Regions from separate parts of the Homo sapiens genome. Here region 1 is linked to region 2. Evidence: chromatin loops called from intact Hi-C (ENCODE). Cell type or tissue: ascending aorta. All regions are shown on one strand.

Region 1 (8,000 bases), 320 kb before region 2:
AGAATGAGATCAGGTCCTTTGCAGCAACATGGATGAACAAACACAGGAACAGAAAACCAAATAGCATGTTCTTACTTATAAGTAGGAGCTAAACACTGAGTATATGTGGACACAAAGAAGGGAACAACAGACACAAAGGCCTACTTGAGGGTAGGGGTTGGGAGGAGGATGAGGAGTGAAAAACTACCTATGGAGGAGTACTGTGCTTATTACCTGGGTGATGAAATAATCTGTATACCAAACCCCCATGACATGCAATGTACATATATAATAAACTATACATGTACCCATGAAGCTAAAAGTTTAAAAAGTGTTATTAGTAAAACAATAGGAATACAACAATAAAAATAGTACAAATTAAAAAATAAATAACTAAAATCTTTGCTGACGGCAACAATAAACATTTAAGTAATCTTTTCTTGAGCAGATAATAATGTTCCCATGGTTCAAATTTGGAAGGTATATATGGTTATACAGTGACAGCATTTTTTTTCATCTTTGCTTCTCATTCATCTGTTACTTTGTAAGGAAATAGTTTATTGAGCACTTACAATATGCAGGTATTGTTTTCCATGCTGGAAACATGTTCTCCATGCTGGAGATAACAGCAGTCAAAAAAAATAGAGGACATTTCTCCTGATGTGGGCCTTTTATTGTTGTGTGTGTGATGATAGAGAAACAGAGAAAGGAAGAGATTGATAAAATGAATTAAAGAAACAGATGAATAATATATACATATTAAAGCTATTAGAAGAAAAAGAAAGTAGGCAATAATTGTGGGCAGGTAGGCAGCTACTGTATTTATGTAGGTCAATCAAGGAGGGCTGTCTGAAAAGTGGGTTCTGCAGAGGCCTGAATGGAGTATGGGAGTGGGCTGTGAGGTTAACTGATGGGAAAGTGTCTCAGACAGAGGAGGCTATAAATAAAAAGCTCCTGAAGCAGGAACATGCTGGAGTGTTTGAGGAACATCAAGAGTCTGTGTGGAGCTAAGGAAGGAAGTGGGAGAAACAGACAAGCGGCAGTCATAGAAGAAACCAGAAGCAATGTCTGGTGTAGCTTTGTGGGCTTCAGATTGTTCCTTACTTTGAGTGTTCTGCTTGAAAATAGATTATGGTGTTGATGCAAAGCACTGGGGGGTCTCGTTAAAATGCATATTCTGATTCGGTAGGTTGCAGGTGGGACTTGAGATTCTCTATTTCCAAGCTCCCAGGTGACGTGGTTGTTGCTGGTCTGTAGACCACACTTCCAGAGCGCTGGTCTAGAAGCAATAATGAGGACATCCACTCTGCTCCAGACCCTGTAGGGGTGTGAGAAAACAAATAGCAACTTTGTGACACTTAAATACAAAGCAAGGTGGCAGGTTTCAGTCAAAGTAAGAGGTTGGAGGAGCATTTTGAGGAGAGGTTGAAGATACAGGCGATTTTGCTGATACATGGCTCAGTTCCCAAGATTGCAGTGAAAGTTTTTAGGATGGGTCAGTGTGTGGGATTAGGTCAGATGAGCGGATGTACAGAATTTTATGAAAAAGGTAAAAAAATAATGCATGTGACCCAACACCTTGAGCTGTTCATACTGACTGAGATAAGTAAGGGTGTGAGGAAGGGTGGTGTACTCCTGACATTCTCTTAGGGGAAAACATACTGTCGGTTTCAATTTTAGTCCCCTTCATAAGATTACTGTCTTTGTCAGACTGTTGTAGTGAGCTGGGAGTGTCATGTGTCAGGGATTGGGAGTCTTTCCAGGATCAGGAGGTGGTCTGGGGGTCTCCTTTGCAGTTCCTCTAATAGCAAGGTCCAGGCCTGGGGAGATGCAATGCTATCTGGAATGGAGAGAGCTCTGCATTCCTCCATGGCCACATGGTTCCCTGTCTCAAAGCAATGTACTAGTCTCCTATGTATTCTTTCAGAGTATTTTAATGCAGACAAAAGACTCAATGCAGATTAGGCCATTTCAGCACCAGAATTAACAAGCTGAATTTAATGGACGTAAGCTGCAGAATACACATTTCACTTTTTTCAAGGGCCCATGGAACATTTATACAAATTGATTCATACTGGACCATGAGGCAAGTCTCAACAAATTCCAAAGGTTTGGCACCATAGGAATTACATTCTGTGACCAAATTACAATCATTCTAGAATTCAATAGCAAAGAGATAACTAGAAAAAAAAGTCAGTATGTTTGAAAATTAAGAAACTGTTCTAGGCTGGGCACAGTGGCTCACACCTATAATCCCAGCATTATGGGAGGCCAAAGAAGGAGGATCACTTGAGCCCAGGAGTTTGAGATCAGCTAGGGCAACAAAGCAAGATCCCATTTCTGAAAAAATAAAATAATTAGCCAGGCATGGTGGTATGCACCTGTGGTCCCACCCAGCTACTTAGGAGATTGAGGCTGGAGGATTGCTTTAACCCAGCAGTTCAAGGCTACAATGAGCCATGATTGTGCCACTGCACCCCAACCTAGGTAACAGAGCAAGACTTTCTTTAAAAAAATAAAAGAAAGAAACTGTTCTAAGTAGTTTATGAGTCAAAAACATCATAAATCAGAAAATATTTAGAATTAAAAGAAAATACAATTATTTTATTATAACTTGTTGGAGGCAGGTAAGGCAGTACTCAGAGAAAAGGTTTTAACTTTAAACACTTGCATTAGATAAGAAGAAAAGACAGGAAAATTAAATTAATCATCTATATTCGAAAGTTAAGAAAAAAAAAACCCAGAAAATGTAGAAAGATAAAAATAATAAAGAATATGAATTTAATGAAATAGAATACCAACATGCAATAAAGAGGCCCAGCAAAGCCAAAAGTTGATTATTTGAAAAGAATACATTTGATAAAACAAAACAAAACAAAACAGCAGCAAAACAAAACAGCAGCAAAACTGAATTGGACAGATTCCTGGAAAAATGCAATTTACAAAAATGGACTCAAGAAGAAACAGAAAATATTAATATTCTTACTCTCCTCAAATTTATTGATTCACTTGTTAAAAATCATCATACTCAAAATGTACAGACACAAAGTGTTTTACCAAAATATTCCAGCAAATATTCTAAGAATGAATAATTCCAATCTTATACAAACTATTCCAGAGGATAGAAAAAGAGAGGACATTTGACAAATCATCATAAGACTTCAGCATAATCTTTATACCAAACCAAGGACAGTTTGAGAAAGGAAAATCTAATTTATGAATTTAGAAAAAAATCTTAAGCAAACATTAGCAAAATGTATAAATGTATAAATTGTATAATGTATAAATAGGTCGAGGAGGGCAGGAAGGGAATATGCCTCAGGAGGAAAGAAAAAAGAGATAAGGGCTGGGTGTGGTGGCTCATGCCTGTAATCCCAGTACTTTGGGAGGACGAAGAGGGTGGATCAGGAAGTCAAGAGATCAAGACCATCCTGGCCAACATGGTGAAACCCCTTCTCTACTAAAAATACAAAAATTAGCCGGGTGTGGTGGTGTGCACCTGTAGTCCCAGCTGCTCAGGAGGCTGAGGCAGGAGAATCGCTTGAACCCGGGAGGAGGAGATTGCAGTGAGCCGAAATTTTGCCATTGCACTCCAGTCTGGGTGACAGAGCAAGACTCTGTCTCACAGGAAAAAAAAAAAAAAAGAGAGAAGATAAGAGAAAGGAGAGCCACCCACCAGAAGCACAGAAGGAGGAGCTGGCTGTCAGGAAAGTTGGTGGATTGATAACAAGAATTAACTTCGCCCCCTTTACAAAGTTTTTCTTTTGAGATAGGGTCTGGCTCTGTTGCCCAGGCTGTAGTGTAGTGTAGTGTTGCTCATAATTTGGGATTTGTGGGGATATCTGGTCCCTAGTTTTGTGGAGGTTGTCTGTGCCCCATAATTATTTTTGTAATCTTAGTTGTTCTGTGTGTTCTATGAGGGAATTTGGGAGAAGCCACTGCCAACTTCACCAGATCTCAGAGCAGAGCTTTCTAGTTTCCAGCTCAATATATCTTGTACATAGGAAAGGTTTAATAACTATTTGAGCAACAAATTTAAAAGTTAGAGGTATCATTTTCTTTAGGCACTTTGTAACGTTAGAGCAAAGAGCGTCAAAATTGTAAAGGACACCTGTTATCCCAGCACTTTGGGAGGCAGAGGTGGGCAGATCACTTGAGGTCAGGAGTTTGAGACCAGCCTGGTCAACATGGTGAAACCCCATCTCTACTAAAAATACAAAAATTAGCTGGGCAAAGCAATCAGCAATAGCTAAAAGATTTACTTGGTGTCAGCATCTATCCAAGAGGAAGCAATGGGATCTCTGACAAACTTGACTTCGAGGAAGCCAACAAGCATTTATCTGGAAAACTCAGTGATCCAAATTGAAAACAGTAACTGAAACTAGGAGGGGCTTTCATGGTCCAAAACTGTCCGTGGTAAGACTAAGGAGATTGAATATTCTGAGGTCCCTTCACTCTCAAAGTTACCCAGCAAAGGTTCCTCCAAGACAAAGCTATGATCCAAACTGAGAATAAATTGTTAAGAGAATCTAAGATGAGCAGGTCGGGGACACTAGACACCAAGGAAATATAAGGTCCAGATAAAAGTGGTAAGGGAGAATAGAATCAGAAAATCTTAGAATTTAAGTATTTATATCGTTGGACATTTTATAAAAACAACCAGAAGAGGGTGGTCGAGAGACATTAAATGTAAAGAACCCAAAATGATTCCAAGCCAAGCTTCCTTTCTAAAACTTCAGAAAATCTAATTTGGTGTAAAAATGAGCATCAGAAAAGAATGAGCTAAAATCACATTCAAATTTATTACAGGGCAGGGAGAAAAAAATGAGTAGAATTTCTATAGATAATAAAGATATGCCAGAAAGATGTTCTCACACAAAAAAAAAGAAAACTATAATTTATATTTTTTAAACAGCTAACAGAAAGAAGATCTGAAAGATAAACCAGAATAAAGAAAACTTAGAAATAAAGTGGTAGAAATCAATAAAGAATTAAACATAAAATTAAACATTCATTTCAGAAATTGTCTAACTAGAAGTATAACACAAGAGCAAATAGACTCAACTGGTAATGACTCACAATAAATAGAAAACGAAAAGAAGGAAATTTTTAAATATATAAAAAAAAAAAAATGAAGGTGCCAGGGACTTAGGTGGGAGAGACGGGAATGGAGAGTCATTGTTTGATGGGTATAAATTTCAGTTTTGCAAGATGCGAAGAGTTCTGGAGATGGATGGTGGTGCTGACTGCACAACAATGTGAATGTGCTTAATGTCACTGACTGTGCACTTCAAAATGGTTACGATGGTAAATTTTATGTTATGTGTGTTTTGTCACAATTAAAAAGTGAAAGGAATGAAAAAGGAAATGAAGGAAGAGATGAAAAGTGTTAGTAAGAACATGATCAATTCAGAAGACAGGCAGAGAAGATCTGACGTATCTATATAAAAATTAGGAATCCATGAATGAAAAATCAAAACAAGTTAGAAGAAGCACCTGATTATAATGCACCAAAACTTTGATCAGATGAAAAAATGTGAAGTTACGTATTGAAGGAGCACATTGTATACCTGGAAAAGTTGACCCAGAACAAATATCTGAGCCATAGACCAAGTGACTTATGAAGGAAAGAAAAAGGAATTGTTATCATGCTTTTCAATAACAATTTCTCCTACCAGAAGAAAACAGAGTAACACATTTAAAATGTTGAAGGGAAAGAAACAGTAAGCCCAAGATTTTATATTCAACCACACTTTTTTTTAAGTATAAAGGGAGCAAGCTGTCACCTGGAAGCCAGAACTGAAAAATACTGCTTCTGTGAATCCTTCCTTGGGTATACAGTAGCTTCAGACAACCAAAATTACTAGAGAAATATTGACATAAAGATGGATGGTGGGCGTTGAGCATATATTTACGTGAAGAACAAAGGAAGGACATAAGAACAGAGTGTGGTAATGGCTCTATGCTCTGACAATATAGATACAGCATAATTAAAAGAAAACAAGGAGAGAATGAGAATATCATGTAAAAACATTTGAAACAGTTTTTCAGTAATTATACTGGTAGTAGTTTTGATAGTGTTATTTTGAGAATGTTTTGTGTGACATGGACAAAACATTCAATCATCCCCATTGTCCTTGCAACCCAGGATTCTTGCTGAAGACAAAAAGAGATTTGAACATAAGGTAGAAGAGTTTAAGTAACATTGAAATCTGAATTTGAATTATAGTGTGAACATACGAGGTATTTTATCTTTAAATAAATGAGTGATATTTACATATATAGTTGTATATATTAAATAATCATTGTCATATAATTATTGTTTATATATTTTACCATGCATATAATTATATAGAATTATCAATAGATATAAAGGACTAAGTTCTGATAGAGAGGTACGTTCTATAGGAAATAATAATAGTTATAATGATAAATACATAATTATTATTAAAGGAATAGGAAATTGTACCATAATAAAAATATATATATTTGATCTCTATCCCCAGTTCCTGACACAGAGCTCCAAAAATCCTTGTAATTTCCCGAGTAATCAGGGAGCTAGGTTCATCTTTGTTCTAATATTTTGTCTTTGACCTGGTTCCTGACACAGAACTTGTAACCCTTTGGAATTTTCTGGGTGCTAGGAGAATCTTTTGTTCTAATATTTGTTCTTTGACCTGGTTCCTAACGCAGAGCTCCCAAGACCTTTGTAATTTCCTGAGTGACAGCAGCACCTGACACAGAGCTCCTGAATCCTCTGGAATGTCCTAGATGATAGGAGTTCTAATAAGGTGACTCTTGGTGGCCTCCTGAATGGGAGCTGGTCACCAGAAAGACTAAGCCATGATTAAAAGTCTGGAACTTTTAGCCTCACCTTTCATCCTCCCAGAAGAGGAGAGAGGCTGAAGACTGAATTAATAATCAATCATGCCTATGTAATGAAGCCTTCATAAACTTTCCTGAAGCATGGAGTTTGGGGAGCTTCCAGGTTGCTGACATGGAGGGTGGCATGCCCCAAGAGGCCGTAGAAGCTTCCTGCCTTTTCCTGCATACCTTGACCTCTGCATCTCTTCCATCTAGCTGTTTATCTGTATTATTTGTAATATCCTTTATAATGCACCAATAAACACAAAGTGCTTCCCTGAGTTACATGAGCCTCTCTAGCAAATGCTCAAGCCTGAGCGGGTTGTAGTGGTTACTTCCAATTTATAGCCAGTCAGTCAGAAGTTTCAGAGGCCCACATGTTAATTAGCATCTGCAGTGGGGGCAGTCTTTGGACTGAACCCTTAACCTGGGAATTTGACTCTAACTCCAGGTAGACTGTGTCAGAATTGAATTGAATTATAGGATACTCAGTTGGTGTCCACTGGAGAATCGGTTGTTGTATGGGGAAAAGTCCCCACCAATTTTGGTGACCAGAAGTGTTGAGTGTGGGAGTAAGAAGAAGAGCTTTTTTATGTCAATTAGAAATAATTTTCAATATAGTAATATACACATAATCATTATACATATATAAAAATGTATAGATATAATGACAAGCTAGGATATTCATTCTATCTTAGTTTATTCTATTCTACAGAATATGTGTTATATTCGGCCAGGCACAGTGGCTCATGCCTGTAATCCCAGCACTTTAGGAGGCAGAGGTGGGTGGATCACCTGAGGTCAAGAGTTCAAAACCAGCCTGACCAACATGGAGAAACCCTGTCTCTATTAAAAATACAAAATTAGCCAAGCATGGTGGCGCATGCTGGTAATCCCAGCTACTCAGGAGGCTGAGGCAGGAGAATCACTTGAACCTGGGAGACGGAGGTTGCAGTGAGCCGAGATCTCGCCATTGCACTCCAGCTTGGGCAAGAAGAGTGAAACTCCATCTAAAAAAAAAAAAAAAAAGTGTTATATTCTCTCTCTCTCCTAGCTTGGTCCATTATGTCTATGATAATTACCTCCTAGGTCTGCCCATTGAAATTACCTAGAAATTATAACTGTCTCCCTATATAAGTATATATATTATGATAACT
Region 2 (8,000 bases):
CCGGCATGCGGACTGGAAGACACCATTTTCTCTCTACTGTCTGAACTGATTGACTCATATGGAGTCCATTAACTCTTATTTGCCAGCTTGGGTTTACCATAGAGAGGAAGGGACTGTGTGCCTGTTAAGCTTTGTAACATATCAGAGACCAAGTGGTATTTTTGTGGGGCATTTGTAACTGAGTACATCAAAGTGCAGACAGAGGGAGGAAGAAACTATTTTTCTTTTTCCATATGGCATTGAGAGCCTTGGTGCTGGTAGGATTGACAGAGACCTGTTCTTTGGAGGAGCAGAGACCAGGGAGAATCTTGGGAATTTAAATATTTAAGAGGGATATTTTAGGATCCAGGAACTCCTTCACAAGCAAGTGAGGCCTTAAAGCTAATGAAATTCAGTTTGATGATTTAAATGTTTTCATTTATATCTATAAACTGGTGAGGCATTAGGACATATGGAGTTCAAGGATGAATAATTAAGAGGAATATTTATTCATCATTCATTTTTATCAAAATATTGAATACCTACTATGTGTCACACACAAAGTTAGATGTTGGGCGTACAATCAAGGGTAAAAATTTCATGTTCAACTGGGCTAAATTTGTGAAAACAAGTATAGAGAGCTTTAAATAAGTTACCTGATCTGGCCTGAGGGTGAAGAGGATGGCTCAAGGAAGTGACACAAATGTTCAGTGTGTTAGGGTAATGGGAAACAGTGTTTTTATGTTTAGAAATTCCTTTAATGTTTTAATGCTCTTTCATAATAAATAATAATCATAAAATAAAAGAAACAAAAATCTTGACATAGTGAACAAAATGAAAACTGCTTTAAAAGAACCTCACATTTCTCCTTGTAGTCTAAGTAAATCAAAAATTATTTAACTCTCTGATGAAAGGTCTTCGTCACCTAATTTCTACTTTTACTTCTTAATCCAAAGCATCTTTCATTTGTTCATTTCCCCTTTCTTTTATTCCATTTCATGTTGGGTCCTGCCATATCCTGTTCACTTCCCCCTTGAAACAAATCACCTTAAATATTTCTTCTTGGCCTATTCTGTAATTTCAAAATCCTAAGTAGTTTCAGAGGAAGAATATTAAACACAGTTGTGGTTCTGTCACCTTTTCTTGTTATATCCTGAAAAATTAAGAAAAAGATGGCTGCTGTGGCTTTAAGGAATAAATCAAGTTAGCTGAGGAACTCAACAGGCAGGAGTGCTTTGAAAGCAAATGATGAGTCTCTCGTGATTCTCAAGTAAAGCCTGAGAAAGTAGATTTAAATGCCCTGGTGTACTATAGAAGAGGCTGAAAAAACACTGACACAGGCATTCAAACACTGACACAGGCATTCAAATCAGAGCATCCTCAATTCACACCTGTTTTTTAAACCCATGCGTGCGCACACACACACACACACACACACACACACACGTTACATGGAACGTTTCCTACTAGCCTGTAAACTGAATATAGGCTAAAAAGGTAGAACTATTAATAAATTTAGACCTTAATATTAACTGAAACATTTAGGTGGTGAGTGATATAAAATTTTCCTCCTGAAAATTAGAGTTTTCTCTTCATTTCAATGTAATAGCAATGAGCAGTCCACCTCAATGCTGTATATGTGATTCTCCTAGCTTCATTATATAGATATCAATATAATTGCAGGAATATTACAAATATTAAAGACAAATAATAATATTCTCATGGACTCACTTAGGTGCTTGAATTGAGGCAGCCCTCAAAATTTTTCATAATCCCATCCAACTTCCATTTGACTCAGATCAGAGTTCCTGACAGTGGCTGTCAAGAAAGAAATGGGACCTTTGGCTGGCGTGGTGGCTCATGCTTGTAATCCCAGAACTTTGGGAGGCTGAGGTGGGTGGATCACTTGAGGCCAGGAGTTTGAGACCAGCCTGGGCGGCATGTATAAAACCTGTGTCTACTAAAAACACAAAAATTAGACAAGTGTGGTTGTGGGTGACTGTAATCCCAGCTACTTGGGAGACTGAGGCATGAGAATTGCTTGAACCCAGGATGTGAAGGTTGCAGTGATCCGATATCATGCCACTGCACTCCAGTCTTGGCAACAGAATGAGGCTGTCTCAAAAATAACAATAAAAATAAAGAAATGGGACTTTGAATATGATTTCAAAGCATAGGAAAAAGTATGGAGTAAAGAAGAAAAAACACAGATAAGGAAGAAACACTAGAAAGTTCTTTTCCTCTATATTGACTGGATAAAATAAATAACAGTATTTGTAGATACTGCATTTGCTGATTATAAAACAACTATTTTGCTTTCTACACAAAATAGCTTTTTTTCTTCGGAGTTGTATGCTAAGCAAGAGGTCTCTGCTTAGGAAACCTATTTGAAAATATAATAAGATGTATTTCAGTAGGGAGAGAACCAACTAAAACATGAAAAAAATATTTTATAAAACTCAATAAAATACTAATGATTTTGCAAAAAAAAGTGGACTTTCATGAATGCTTAATGCAGTGTTCACAATATGGACAAAATTTTTACCTCTCTTTTCACTTAACATGGTATCAAGAGCATTTTCTTAAGTCTCAACCTTAACTATATACCTTCTTAACATGTGTATTTCTTCAAACCCAGTATATAGCTGCACGTGTGGGCTAGATTTGGGGGATATAAAAAATGTGGAGAAACTTTTCTGTTAATTGGTTTGTTGGACATCGTTGGATACTGTAAGATACTGTTACACAGTATAAGACAAAGATTGACAGATGGAATCCCAAAATATTGGGAAAGTTGAAGTTTGTTCTTTGTGAGAAAGAACTATTCCGCTAACTGACCCTCAGAGACTTATCCACTCTATTTATAATGCTGGAGCCTAGTGAGCCTCCCCAGCTTGCGGGATAAGGGGGGCGTTATCTTGCCAGATAGGATTTAAGAATGAAGGAGCAGAGGGTCTCTTTCTTCCAAAAATGATGGTGGGTGAAACTGAGCTCAGCATGCCAAATTTACCCTTAAATTCCCAGTATGATAGATTTCTCTGCTCCCCAGGAGAAAGGGAGTAAAGGAACAGAAATAGGGCAGAAGTGTTTAGGGAAAATCCCTCCTCATAGAAACCAGAACAGCTGAGAAAACGTGTTTCTCTCTAGTGGAAATGACTCCTTAATCCCCTTGGATTTTTTCATTCAACACTCTTGGTGGCTTCAGCACATGGTTCAAGGTGGCTTTGAGGGATTAAGCATCAAAAATCTAAGAAGTGTAATGCAGTGTAATTGGTAGCACTGTTTTGTATTGCTTTGAATCCTAATGTTTTCTTTTGGGTCCTATGCCCAGAGCTGTGTTAATATGCTTGAATGTTTTAAGCTTATTTTAACTAGCCACCACTGGTAAGAATGCTGACAAGTAAGCCACTAAGATCCACATACTTGACTTCAAATGGTCTAGTTCCACAAACAAATCAATGACACTTTGTCTTGCTTTACAGATGTTTGTTCAAATATATCAGTTACATCATTGTTCAGAATTTTACACCCCAGAGTTTATTCTAAAGACAGATGAAAGATATGTTTCTGAGTTCTTAGAAGTATGGGAAATATTATTCATACAAGATATAAACAATAACATTTCTGTAGACATTTACTTTTCTGTTACTATGTATAATGTGTATATATATATATAAAATACAGGCTGCTAAGTGTATTGTCCACTATGAGGACCAAGTGGGTTATGATTGCCAAAGTTGAAGCTGTTTTAGTAAGAAAAACAATTAGTGAGAGATCTCAAAGTTAAACTGTCTCTATGCCAAATAAAAAAATATGTGTTTTGCAAAACCTACAAATCTTAGTTTTCAAATGATATTGAAAAAACAAACATGCCTGAAGTACAAATGTGATAGGTGTTATTGCCTCAATTCTTACTGACTTCTGATAAACAAGTTTTAAAACAAAAGCAGAGAGAATATTAAATGACATCTTATGATGAAGGAGTTTTACCAGGAGTCTTTTGCATTTAGTGATTTGGTGGCCTTTGAAGATTTCTTACAATTTAGGGAGGGGAATTGTTCTTGGCTGAGGTCCATGAGTACATGTGGGGACTGAGAGAGGCTGACCAGAATTCTAAAATAAGTCTGTGTTTATAGTACTCACAAATCACAGCTGACTTGTGGTTGAGGCTGTTACCCTTCATTTCTAGAAAGGTGCAAGGGTGCCCTCTGGGGCCCTGGTGAGAAAGTTTTTCCTCACACTTTCTTGAATTATCTGGGCCATCAAATCAGAAACCTCAGAGGCCATTGGCAAGGTTTTAGCCAGCTGAAGTGGAGCCTGCGAAGTGGTCGCAACAGCACGATCAACTGAAGTCGGGATTGCCAGTAATTGCCAATTCCACCTCTAATTGTCCTCTAGGCCCTTCTAACAATGTGTGACATTGCCGTGCTGGCCTGCCCATCCCTCAATCAGAATGCCAAACTGCTACTTTAATGACAGGTTGACTTGTGTTGTGACTCTTTTGGTAATAATAATAATGTTCTTTGCAAAACCACACAATACTGTTTCTTAAAGTGCCCTCAAATTACATCATTTGTTGCATTAGCCATAGAGACTATAGAATCTGAAGAACATTACAGATGATCTAATTTAACCTATTTGTTCTGTTAAAAAGGAAATGGAGGGTGAGGACTAATGTGACACAACTTTACTACCACAAGATTTGAATCCAGAATTTGTTATTCTGAATCCAAATTGAGCAAAGTTTCCATTACACAATGTTTACAGCAAATGTGGGCATGAGACAGGATACATATTATTCCCAGTTTATAGATGAAGCTATTGAAGATCATGAAGGTTAAGTGACTTATACATGGGCACATGACCAAGTCAGGACAAAGCTAAGAAGGAACTCACTTCCTTTGATTCCCAGTTAGTGTTTTTTACAAACACACATATGCATGAACACAAACTCAGAAACTGAGATACAAATCTTCCATTAACCAGCTGGTCAACTATTAATCATTTACTGAGCATCAGATATTTTCCTGGTCAGTAGGGATATTTTTAAACAGGACAGAGTCAGGATTTCCAGGGTGTGTCAGCCAGCATCCAAAGTGCCCCCCAAATGATTTTTGCCTCTTTATATATATATCATATGAATATATATTCATATATATTCAATATATATATTCATGTGATATATATATTTTATATATATATATATTTCTACCCTAGTCTAGTCCTTTCTCACATTGAATAGGGATGACCTGTATAAACTATAGGACAGTGCTGGAACAACCATGTGTTACTTCCAAGTCTAGATAAAAAAGCACATTGTGATTTCTGCCTTGCTTTCTCTTGGATCACTTGCTCTTGGGGAATCCAGCTGCCATATTGTGAGGACACTCCAGCAGCCCTGTGGAGAAATCCATGTGGCAAGGAATTGAGACCTCTGTCTGGTCACCAGCATAAACCTGCCTACCATGTGTGTCAGCCATCTTAAAATCAGATTTTCTAGCCCCAGTCAAGTCTTCAGATGACTGCAGCCCTGGCTGACATCTAACTGCAACCTTGTATGAGACTCTGAGGCAGAACAACCCAACTAAGCCACTCCCAAATTCTTAACTCACAAAAAAGTATGTGAGATAATAAATGATTGTTGTTGTTTCAAGCTGCGAAGTTTTACATAATTATGCAGTGATTGATAACTAATATTGAGGAAGTGATAAACACATAATAAATAAAATAATTTCAGATGTCAATAGTGTTATGAAGAAGATAAAGGAGAACAATATGATAGAGGAATGGGGGAAAAGCTGCTTTGCTAAGACTGGGAACCTCTCTGAGGAAGTAACACTTGAGACAAGACTGAGCATAAAGAAGCAATCATGGCTGGGTGCGGTGGCTCATTCCTGTAATCCTAGCACTTTGGGAGACCGAGGTGGGAGAATTGCTTGAGGCCAGGAGTTCAAGACCTCAAGAACAACTTGGCCAACATAGCGAGACCCTGTCTCTTAAAAAAAATCAATCATGAAAAGATCTGAAGGAAAAGAAACCCAGAAAGAAGCAGGAGTAGGGACAAAGACCCTGAGTCAGGAAGATTGGCATGTTTGAAGCACAGAAAGCTACCCAATTTGGCTGGAGGATGGTGAATTGGGGAGAAAGTTGAGCATGGTAAAATCAGAGATACAGGAAGGGGCTAATCACAAAAAGCCCTGAAGGTAATGGAAAGTCATTGGAGGATTTGTGGCTAGAGGAGGCACATGATCTGATTTAAACGTTGGAAAGATCTTTCTGGCTGTGTGTAGGCACTGGATAGTCGGAGGGTGGGAACGCATACAGAAAGAGAAATTAGAGGCTGTTGCAGCTGTTCTGAAAAGTGATAGTTGCCAATTGAACTAGGGTGGCAGCAGTGAAGTGGTAAGAACTGGTTGGACTTGGGATATATTTTGAAGATAGGGCTGACAGGACTTGCTAATGGAATTGGTGTGGGGTATGTGGGAAAGGGAAATTAAGGACAACTCAGCTGTGAGCCATGTGGTTGAGAAACCACTGTTGACTTCAGGTTTTTCATGTGAAAAAAAAAAAGGTAATAACTGGACCTATCTTTGTGATATGACATACTTTATTGGACATTTCTTTAAAAAGCATTCAGCATTCAGCAGCTTCAAGAGATTCTTACTGCTCATGACCTCACTCAAGTTTATTAGAGTTGTTTTGCTTGGGAAGGCAGCAAATACTGGCAGATACCTGGCTGTGTGAAATGAACTCTTTTCTCTTAAATTATTGTGTCTTATGGAGACTTTTATTTAAGGCTTTCTGAGTTCCAGTTATAGTTACTTCTTCATGAAGATAACACTAAAAAGCAGCTTATTTCTCTATTGCTACGTTCTTTCTGCATAGAAAATATGGTCCTGATAAATATGAAAATCAAAAGGCAGTTTTCACTGGAATACAATCAAGCCTTGTGAAAAATCTTAGGCATTCAGCACCTATTTTTAATGTCAGCATGTATTTTTAACAATAACACCTCATGATTTGAAAATGATAAGGCACACAACTATGGGTACTGTTTATGGTTGAAAACTAATAGCAAGTTCTCTTATACTTTATCCTGCAAGGGAAAGACCAGCATGGGTCACTGTGGCCATATTATGTTACAGCCCCGTAAATCAGCTGTTCTCTCACTCATTCACACACACAGATCCTAGCTACTTAATATACAGTTAAGCACATTCTCTAAAACAAAATTAAAATTCATTCAAATGCCGAACAGATGTGAATAAAAAGAAGAGGGTAGTTTAGAAATATTTCCGTTGCTATCAGCAATTATTTTGTTCCATGAATGGCATTGGCTATTGGTGTGGAATGTGAATAAAGCTGGTTTGGTTACTGTGGGAGTTGGAACAACAGCAAGTTTCCCATTTTCAGTCCATGAGATTGTTTATTGAAAGTTCATTATGCTTTTCAAGCTATATTTTAAATAAAGCATCAAATTAAAATAAAAAATATTTTATATAGATAAGAAAAGGATTTTGTTCTACACATTCACATAGATATGGTCATATACAAAATGCTACAAAAGCTGATTTTTAGAATACATTTTTTGAAATATTCCTAAACCTAAAAATAACTACAGCAATAAAAATTATTGCTATCTTTATTAGTACAAAAATATCCCCTTGAACCACATTCAAACAGACAAATCAAATAATTAGAAATTGGTTTGTACTTGTAAGGTACATTTTATTTAAATAGTACTATTAGTTTACTGGAAAATTAGAAAACATAAATGTACTCCAGCTAATCAATTATGTATACCAGTGATTTTAAAAATGCAGGGTAATATGAAGAAATCTGGTGGGTGGAAATGAACTTTCTAAGTACAAAATTTTTATTAATAGGGGCCTCATTTTATAAGGAGTCCATCCAAATGAAATGTCAACCAACTCATGGGAAAGACCAACATGATGATCAAAGGAGACAAAGGAAGTGAATATTACTCTTGAAATTAAAACATGATTCTAATAGAAAAACTG

What was found. A loop is a pair of places that touch in the nucleus more often than their neighbours do. Peaks named below come from ENCODE experiments on the same cell type or tissue, not always from the same donor. Only the 100,000 strongest peaks of a DNase experiment are listed, where the experiment ranks them.
Region 1: a loop joins it to region 2, with 9 times the contacts of the local background. A loop is called at or near these places in 34 of 110 quality-filtered maps.

The regions. Positions count from the first base shown.
Region 1 is chr6:71,186,354-71,194,353 of GRCh38, forward strand. No RefSeq gene overlaps it. Among named protein-coding and RNA genes, the nearest start is that of OGFRL1, 98 kb to the right of the region's middle. In ascending aorta, CTCF peaks have their summits at 4,573 and 4,774; no DNase peak of the experiment used is centred here.
Region 2 is chr6:71,506,120-71,514,119 of GRCh38, forward strand. No RefSeq gene overlaps it. Among named protein-coding and RNA genes, the nearest start is that of LINC01626, 89 kb to the left of the region's middle. In ascending aorta, a CTCF peak has its summit at 4,190 (motif pointing left); a DNase peak (open chromatin) is centred at 4,192; H3K27ac peaks cover 1,532 bases.